Regions from separate parts of the Homo sapiens genome. Here region 2 is linked to region 1. Evidence: chromatin contacts called from ENCODE Hi-C or POLR2A ChIA-PET data. All regions are on one chromosome and are shown on one strand. Each heading gives the region's core, a stretch centred on a gene start or an enhancer-like site at or near the end of the contact. The rest is flanking DNA. Distances are from core to core; before and after follow the strand shown. Region 1 has its middle 64 kb from the start of LINC00578. Region 2 has its middle 44 kb from the start of LINC00501.

Region 1 (4,707 bases), core at 1,600-4,099:
GAGGATCCCTTGAGCCCTGGAGGCTGAGGCTGCTGTGAGCCAAGATTGTGCCACTGCACTCCAGCCTGGGTGAGAGAAAGAGACCCTGCTTCCAAAAAAAAAAAAAAGAAAAGAAATTTATGAATTATTGAGTTCCACCTTTAGAAACTCCTATTTGATTGGTCTGGGCATACATAGCATGGGCATCTGAATTTTCTGTATCTCCTCAGGTAATTCTAATGTATAGCTCAGGTTGAGAACCACTAGATTACAGTTAAAAAAAAAAAAAAAGGAAGGAGAGAGGAGAAAAGGAAAGGGAAAGAAGAGTAGAGCAGTAAGTGATTCTCAAACATGGCCGCACATTAAAATCACCTATGACCTTTATACAACCCTGATGCCCAGATTCCCTTCTATATTGATTCTGAAATCAGAATCTGTGGAGGTATGATCCTGGCATAGTATATTTTAAAAGATTCCACATAGCTTTCTTATATGCTGTCAAGATTGACAACAACTGCTTCCTTTTTTTTTTTTTTTTTTTTTTTTTTTTGAGACAGAGTCTTACTCTGTTGCCCAGGCTGGAGTGCAATGGCGCAATCTCGGCTCACTGCAACCTCCACCTCCTGGGTTCAAACGATTCTCCTGCTTCAGCCTCCTGAGTAGCTGGGACTACAAGTGCACACCACCACGCCCAGATAATTTTTGTATTTTTAGTAGAGACGGTGTTTCACCACATTGGCCAGGCTGGTCTCAAATTCCTGACCTCAAGTGATCCACCCACCTCAGCCTCCCAAAGTGCTGGGATTACAGGAGTAAGCCACTGTGCCTGACTGGCACAAACACTTTAAATCCAACTGTCAACTCTGCGTCTTCTTTTGTAAGTCGCCTGGCTGCCCAAAGGCCCAAGGCTTCTCCTCCCTCACACCTGTGCCCATATATTCACTTCTGTCCACTAGGCAGCAGACTCCACAAGGGTGAGGGTTGTGACTTTCCTGTGTGTTATATATGAGAGCCGAAGCAAAGTTTCTCAAATCTCCCTTAGCTAGAAATAAGATTGTTTCCACATTACTGGCATATTCTGCAAACACAAATGAAGATTAATGGCTAAAAAGAGGAGAGGTACAGGAGCAAGAACCCAGGGAAGTGTTGATATTACCGATTTTAAAAGATGTGTGGGGGGTAAGTGGGAAACAGCACAAGACAGGGAGGAGTCAGCCTATAGTGAAATATGCACTAGAAATAGACCAGCCCTCTCCCCTTCAGAAGCACAAAACACATGGCAAGAACGGAGTCTGCCTCCACTCCCATCAAGCTCTGCACTACATTTCCCAGAAGTGACTTTTTCCACCCTTTCTTTCCCCTCTTTTCCATCAGTATTAAAGCCGGGCGCAATGGCTCACACCTGTAATCCCAGCACTTTGAGAGGCAGAGGTGGGTGGATCACTTGGGGTCAGGAGTTCGAGACCATCCTGGCCAACCAACACGATGAAACCCCATCTCTACTAAAAATACAAAAATTAGCCAGGCATGGTGGCGGGCACCTGTAATCCCAGCTACTCAGGATGCTGAGGCACGAGAATCACTTGAACCCGGGAGGCAGAGGTTGCAGTGAGCCGAGATCTTGCCATTGCACTATAGCCTGGGCAACAAGAGCGAAATTCTGTCTCAAAAGAAAAACAAAAAATAAAAAATAAATAAAGGGGTGAAAAGGGACTCCCCTAACCCTCACTGCCACAGTGGTGAGAAAAGAAATCTTCTCACACCCCTAGAATCCACATAGTAAGAAGGGACTTTCCTGCCTACGTGACAAGATGGGAATCCCCTGTCACAGAAGCATCTAGAAAGTAAGGGATGTCCGTCCGTAAATAGAGTATGCACCTCCCAGCCAAGGAAACCGATCTTCCTTGAAGAACAGCTCTATCTACACGTTTCATACACTGTCTCATTGAATCTGCTTTATCATTCCCATTTTACAGACGAGGAATCTGAACTTGTCCATGGTCACAGAACCAGTGAGTGGTAGAATCCAGTTGTCAGTCAATACATGTCAGAATAGTTCCAAAATCACTGTTTCTTCCATTGTAAAATGCACTAAGTTGTCCTCGTGGTCAACTTATTTTAGTTTTTTGTTTGTTTTTTCCTTTTTTTTCTATAGGTGGGGCAAGAGGCAAAGAAGATGTTTTATGTTTTTTGTTTTTGAGACGGTGTCTCACTCTGTCTCCCAGGCTGGAGTGCAGTGGAGCAATCTCTGCTCACTATAACCTCCGCCTCCCAGGCTCAAGGGATTCTTCTTCCTCCACCTCCCTAGTAGCTGGGATTACAATCACTCACCGCCACACCTGGCTAATTTTTGTATTTTTAGTAGAGACGGGGTTTCACCATGTTGGCCAGGCTGGTTTTGAACTCCTGACCTCAAATGATCCACCCGCCTCGGCCTCCCAAAGTGCTGGGATTACAAGCATGAGCCACTGCACCAGGCCAAGAAGATAGTTTTAAAGGGAGAAGTCAAACAAGATGGTAAAGGCTAAAAAATTGTTCTCAAAATGTTTCCAAAATATCCCTTATCATCTTGAGACGGAAGGCAACTCATTGTTGATCTCATGTTAAAGCAACACAGAATAACACCATAAACTTTTTCCATCTACCGTTATCAAGATCAAGGAACCTGGGATTTGTCTTTGTAAATATTATTGACAAACTCCAGGCCAGCGGGGGAAACCCCTATATAGCCCTAGGGAACACACTTAGCCCAGCCTATGTTCCCCAGCATTCTCGGGTAAAACCCAGCTTTCCCCAGGCAAAAGGTGAAGGTGCATAGGAAGTCCAACCCTGTTTGGGAGACTGCCAGACAGAGCCGCCTTCTCAGACCCACTCACCTGGAGCTAAGGTGCCAACACGGGCGTCACTTGAAAATAAGCAGAAAAGCTCTGCAAGTCCCGGCACGGCCACACCACCTCTGCAGTTGCTTCCATTGGAATCACTCCCTGACTCGCTGCTATGCCAGTTTATTTTGTTGCTTATATTCATTAGATGAAAATGATTTAATTAGGCGATTACGTTCGGGCTTGTTTGGTGTGCAGTATCACTCCTGCATTTTTTGGTTGTGTCCACGTATTTAAACCTCAGGGGAAAGGAGAATATTTTTATTCCCATGGCACCTGTCCTTTAGGACAAATTAAATATTGTTTTCTCTTGCTGCCTACCTCATGATCTCACTGCTTTGGGGCTGCATAATGAGAAAGAAACCATTTCAGTAATTGCCATATTGTGAAGAGCTGTAGGGAACGTTATAGCTACTGTATCATAGTACTGAAGTTTTCGTTTATAGGAATAAAAATAGTGATAGAGGAGAGTCCACAAATGCATTGTTTTTCAAGGCTGGCTCAGTCTTTGACTATCTGTGCCCCCTTGATAAAAAATGGCCAAAGATATGCAGACATAGTCTAACTCCTCTTTTCTCATCTGTGCACGTTCAGGAGAAGCAACCATGAACATGAAACAAAAGGGGAAAAACACAGAATGTTTCAGTGCCGTGCATGCAACTGATGCTCAAAGAAAAAAAAGAAAAATACTTGGCCGGGCGTAGTGGTTCATGCCTGTAATTCCAGCCCTTTGGGGGGCCGAGGTGGGTAGAACACTTAAAGGTCAGGAGTTTGAGACCAGCCTGGGCAACATGGTGAAACACCGTCTCTACTAAAAATACAAAAATTAGCTGGGCGTGGTGGCGTACGCCTGTAGTCCCAGCCACTCAGGAGGCTGAGGCAGGAGAATCGCCTGAACCTGGGAGGTGGAGGTTGCAGTGAGCTGAGATTGTGCCAGTGCACTTCAGCCTGGGTGACAGAGCAAGACTCCATCTCAAAAAAAAAAAAAAAATACGGCTGGGTGTGATGGCTCACGCCTGTAATCCCAGCACTTTGGGAGGCTGAGGCGGGTGGATCACAAGGTCAGGAGATTGAGACCATCCTGTGATTGGTGAAACCTCGTCTCTACTAAAAATCCAAAAAAAAAAAAAATTAGCCAGGCGTGGTGGCGGGCGCCTGTAGTCCCAGCTACTCGGGAGGCTGAGGCAGAAGAATGGCATGAACCCGGGAGGCGGAGCTTGCAGTCAGCCGAGAATGCGCCACTGCACTCCAGCCTGGGCGACAGAGCGAGACTCCGTCTCAAAAAAAAAAAAAAAAAAAAAAAAAAAACAAACCTGCTGATTTGATTTTTAATATGATTTACATTCTAGGTCTTTTCAAATGCCCTCAACATTAAAGACTAATGCTTCTGAACAAAAGCAAGTTCTCTCGTTCCCCAGGAGTCCCCTCTGTACTTTCCAATCCCCTCCCCCTCCAAATCACTCATACAACCCTTCCATAATTTTTCTCAGGCTCAATCCTATACATAAAGTACCATCTTTCTGATTAGGATCTCACATTTTATCATTTAGTAGCTCCTGAAATCTTTGCTCCTCCTAGGAATGCCTTTTAATCTGTCTCCCATACCCACACACACTAGGATGTGATTCCTATCATTCCTCTTCTCGAAACATCTCACAAAATTAATGTACTTATTTGCCTATAGGTAACAAAGACTTTATTTCGTATGTCTGCTCCTTGTTCAACTGCTTTCCCCCATAATGATACAGCAGTGAATATAGTAAGAAAACAGGAATCCATCTGCTGTGTTGGAGACAATCTCTATACCCAGTTTGCTCCTTGTCTGCAGTGATACTTATGATGGCAT
Region 2 (4,707 bases), core at 700-3,199, 39 kb after region 1:
GAAAGACAAACAGGATAGATACTCCCCAGCTGTCATGCCGCCTTAGTGCACAGGAAACCCTGTGAGCAGCTGACCCTCCAAGCTGATCTCAGCCCATTGGTATTCTTGGTGGTCCTGTCCCAGTATCTTAAAGGTGAAAAGTGCTGGGTGTAACATGTGTCACAAAACAGCTCTCTGAGTTAAGGTCTTTGCTTAATGAGGAGCTGTGAATACAGAGGACCTGTGGGAATACTTTAGGAATTAACCATGTGCTCATATGGTAGATCTACTACAGCTAACTAGCTGAGTGACCTTGAGCAAGGTACTTAACCTCTCTGGGCCTCTCATGTCCTTATACCTAAAATAAAGACATTGGGCCATTGGGCTAGATAATCTCTAAAACCTCTTCCAGCACAATAAATCTCTTCCAGCACAATAAATCTGTGATACATTCTTTATACAAATTAAAATATAGTTTTTAAAAGTTCCCCCAGGTCTTTTAGAAATAAATAGGCCGGGCGCAGGGGCTCACGCCTGTAATCCCAGCACTTTGAGAGGCTGAGGAGGGCAGATCACGAGATCAGGAGATCGACACCATCCTGGCTAACACAGTGAAACCCTGTCTCTACTAAAAATACAAAAAATTAGCTGGGCATGGTGGCATGTGCCTGTAGTCCCAGCTGTTCAGGAGGCTGAGGCAGGAGAATCGCTTGAACACAGGAGGCAGAGGTTGCCGTGAACTGAGATCGCACCACTGCACTCCAGCCTGGGCAACAGAGCGAGACTCTGTCCCAAAAAAATAAAATAAAATAAAATAAAATAAAATAAAATAAAATAAAATAAAATAAAATAAAATAAGACTATGAGCCAGGAGCAGTGGCTCACGCCTGTAATCCCAGCACTTTGGGAGGCCGAGGCAGGTGGATCACCTGAGGTCGGGAGTTCAGGACCAGCCTGACCAACATGGAGAAACCCCGTCTCTACTAAAAATACAAAATTAGTCAGGCATGGTGGCGCATGTCTGTAATCCTAGCTACTTGGGAGGCTGAGGCAGGAGAATCGCTTGAACCCAGAAAGTGGAGGTTGCAGTGAGTCGAGATCACTCCATTGCACTCCAGCCTGGGCAACAAGAGGAAAACTCCGTAACAAAGAAAGAAAGAGAGAGAGAGAGAAGGAAGGAAGGAAAGGAAGGGAGGAAGGAAGGAAGGAAGGAAGGAAGGAAGGAAGGAAGGAAGGAAGGAAGGAAGGGAGAGAGGAAGAAAGGAAAGAAAAGAAAGAAAGAAAGAGAAAGAAAAAGAAAGAAAGAAAGAAAGAAAGAAAGAAAGAGAAAGAAAGAGAAGAAAGAAAAAAGAGAAATGACTATGTCTAGAGAAAAAGATCTAGTGGGCAAACTATAAGTGAGTAAATCAGGCTAGTAGCAAACATATTCAGGAACCACCATGATAAAATGTGGCTGCTTATCTTTCCTGTTTGAACAGGAGGTCACAGTTTTGCTATATAGAGTTGAAAGGTTGTATAGACAGGATGTGTTAATTTGAGTTAGAATTCATCTGGGGCACCTGGACAGTTAATCCATCTCTGGGCTTCAGGAATCCAATACTACCCTAAGAACACTGTTGTAGAATGTATACGGCATGCTGGACATGGAAATCGGCTTGCTCCATTGGTGGTGGGGCATAGAGAGGTTCATGTCAGCCCAGCACATCCCCAGGAACTATACCAGTTTCCTTATTGCCCAAGCCAATATCTACAATGCAAAGCATCTTTCAACTGTAATTTAGGAGGACTATGAGCTGGCCACCTGAGTTTTTGCTTGCAGTTCAGGAACTATTGCTAAAAATGCATTTTATGGTGAAACAAGGGATTAGCTAATCTTTCAGGCTAACAGAGGACCAGCTACAAATGTTTCCTGTGTGTATTGTGAAACTCTGAGATAACAGAGAAGTTCCTTATTGCCCTCTGAATTTCCCTTCCCCCAGGACCTCCACTGGTCACACAAGCCATTATCTGAGACAAGCTGACCAGAGCGTGATGCTATAACTTTTTTTGTTCATACTTCCAAATTAAATCTGGTTAGAAAAATAAATGGCTAGAAAGTATTTAAATCTTGTCTTGAATCTTGGAGGAATTTACTTATTTTTCTTCATCTGTTGGCTACCCTTCTTTAAAAAAAAAATTATTATTATTTTTTTTGAAACGGAGTTTTGCTCTTGTTGCCCAGGTTGGAATGCAATGGTGCGATCTCAGCTCAACGCGACCTCTGCCTCCCGGGTTCAAGCGATTCTCCTGCCTCAGCCTCCCGAGTAGCTGGGACCACAGGTGCCCGCCACTACACCCAGATAATTTTATATTTTTAGTCTCAAACTCCTGACCTCAGGTGATCTGCCCACCTTGGCCTCCCAAAGTGCTGGGATTACAGGCGTGAGCCATTGCGCCCGGCCAGTTTTATTTTTTATTAACAAACTCATTCTCTGGATATTCTGGAGACAAAAGCAAAACACCCAAGAAAATGGGCACTTAGGCAATAAGAACTCAGACCCCTGTGGTTTGCTACAAATGTACTCACTAACAGAGCACATGCTGCCACCCTTAAGTTTCACACATGCTGCCAAGACCAAAGGTCCACTTTGATGACTAAATGGTAACACTATTTTCTTTGAATCATAGTATATGCATTTAATATTCTCTTGGGCCTTACTTAAAAGAGTAATATTTTTTCTTTTTTTTTTTAGGGTAAAGATATGGGAATTTCCCAACCACATTGTTCCACTTCATATCTTCTTCTTTCTCTTCTCATTTTATTTTCACTGCAGACCAGAGTGAAGACAAATGTGTATTACTTGGTAGCTTATGAACAGCAAGGAAAAACTGACTGGCAACCGCCATGGAAAGGTGTGAAACCGTAACCACGAGGACTCTCACATTTACATGTTACTGACTAGCGAATGTCTAGGCCTAAAACATCTGCCCTCTTATAGCTGTTTTATTATTATGTAAACATGGCTACAAGATTTCTGACATAAAATAGTAGATGACTCAGTGTCTTCAAATGATTAATTGCTGGTTTTTTTGCCTGACCTCTTTCTTCATTTCTTCAATAATAAATCTATTGTCATGCATTGAATTACGGAAGACTGAAGCTCCCAAATGCTGGGCCTGAAAATGCACTCACTCTCTCCAACAGCATGCGGGTGTTTCTCATTAGTTTCATAAGTGCCAAGAAAATTTCAAAATGATACCAAACAAGAATATTTTAAATTTTATCACATTACCAGCTAAGAAATCTGTAAGCACATTGTTAATTCACTTATATTCATCGCACAGCAAAACAAATATGGCATTTCAAAACTGAGAAAGTTAAAGCCTCCTATAAGAAGTCTATAGCCACCGTTTCTTGAGTCCTGTCTTCATATCTCATTCCTCCCAGAGCACATCTCTCACCAAGGTTCCTGTTAGATTCCATTCTGGTTTGTGTCTTTGTGGAGGCATGTCTGTCCGTAGCCAAGACACAGAGGGCTAGACTGGTTGTAACACAAATCAGAAATTTCTGCCTTGCAGCTGCCTGGGGAAGTAACAGTTAATTGAGCGTGGGAGCTGTGTGTAGACCCTCAAGACTAACAGTTAAGAGGCAAGGTTTCAGTAAAAATGTTTAGAAGCTGCATACCACACAGCTGGAAATGAAGGGCAGAGCTGTTTTCTGGGGAATTTGAATTATGTGTACATCCAATCGAGAACAATAAATGAATTTGTGTCCAGCAATAATAATCCCTCAGTTATAGATAGACATACCATTTATGCAGCACTTCCCATGAATTCTGTCTCACTGAGCCTCACAACAGTTCTGTGCATACAAGGCTGTTAATTGCAAGCCATTTTATTTATTTATTTATTTATTTTGAGAAGGAGTTTAGCTCTGTCGCCCAGGCTGGAGTGCAGTGGTGTGATCTCAGCTCACTGCAACCTCCGCCTCCCAGGTTCAAGCAATTCTCCTGCCTCAGCCTCCAGCGTACCTAGGATTACAGGCATGTGCCACCATGCCTGCAATTTTTGTATTTTTAGTAGAGATGGGGTTTCACCATGTTGGCCAGGCTAGTCTTGAACTTCTGACCTCAGGTGATCCACCCGCCTCGGCCTCCCAAAGTGCCAGGATTACAGGCATGAGCCTCCATGCCCGGCCATCATGTCATTTTAGAGATAAGAACTCCAAGGCTGCAGGAGATGAAATAGTTGGTTCCCTTTTGAACTAGATGTGAGTGGCAAGCTGGGGATCACATTCAGGTTTTCTGAGGGTACTTTTTACTAAGCAGGATGCCTCTGTCCTCAAATCCAGGTTAAGGAATTCACCCCCTTAACCGGCTTTCCATTTGACAAAGTGAGAGTCCTATTAATCTAATACTGAACTTCTGTTAGTCCATTTCCATTGTACTGAAACACAAAAGACAAATTCCCATCATTAAGAAAGTTGTAACAAGGGGGATATTTATGTCTCTCTCCCCGTCCTGCTTTGTATTCTCTTTTTATTTTTTTCATTGCTTTTGTAATTCAGATTGTATTAGAAATTAGAGGAAGGTTGAAACTAGGTATATGGTGACCAAGGTGTGGAAGATGGAATTCATCCTCTTTTCTCCAGGTTTTTTGAGTGGAAGTTCTGACAATAGGGACAGTTGTGTCACTGTGTTCTATGCAGTGTCATTTTATTTTCCTGAAAACATTTGTCCTTGCTACAAG

Evidence for each region. Hi-C counts contacts between places; a loop is a spot of excess contacts on that map. ChIA-PET counts read pairs that join two places held with the same protein, here RNA polymerase II (POLR2A). Pooled maps may share reads with other maps.
Region 2: a loop to region 1 is called in a map with no recorded cell type, with 6 times the contacts of the local background. The contact joins two enhancer-like sites. A Hi-C loop is called at or near these places in 1 of 168 maps with a recorded cell type or tissue (B cell), 3 of 37 single-sample maps with no recorded cell type and 5 of 50 pooled maps. POLR2A ChIA-PET finds 5 or more read pairs at or near these places in 14 of 52 experiments (B cell, CD4-positive, alpha-beta T cell, HepG2 and 10 more).

What each region holds. Positions count from the first base shown.
Region 1 is chr3:177,375,458-177,380,164 of GRCh38, reverse strand. No RefSeq gene overlaps it. Among named protein-coding and RNA genes, the nearest start is that of LINC00578, 64 kb to the left of the region's middle. RefSeq lists an enhancer at 1,719-1,898. Within about 2 kb of position 2,849, at least 5 of the 41 ENCODE cell types and tissues checked have a DNase peak (open chromatin) inside an H3K27ac peak, as active enhancers do.
Region 2 is chr3:177,336,018-177,340,724 of GRCh38, reverse strand. No RefSeq gene overlaps it. Among named protein-coding and RNA genes, the nearest start is that of LINC00501, 44 kb to the right of the region's middle. RefSeq lists enhancers at 1,793-1,892, 1,750-2,044 and a silencer at 3,330-3,624. Within about 2 kb of position 1,949, at least 10 of the 41 ENCODE cell types and tissues checked have a DNase peak (open chromatin) inside an H3K27ac peak, as active enhancers do.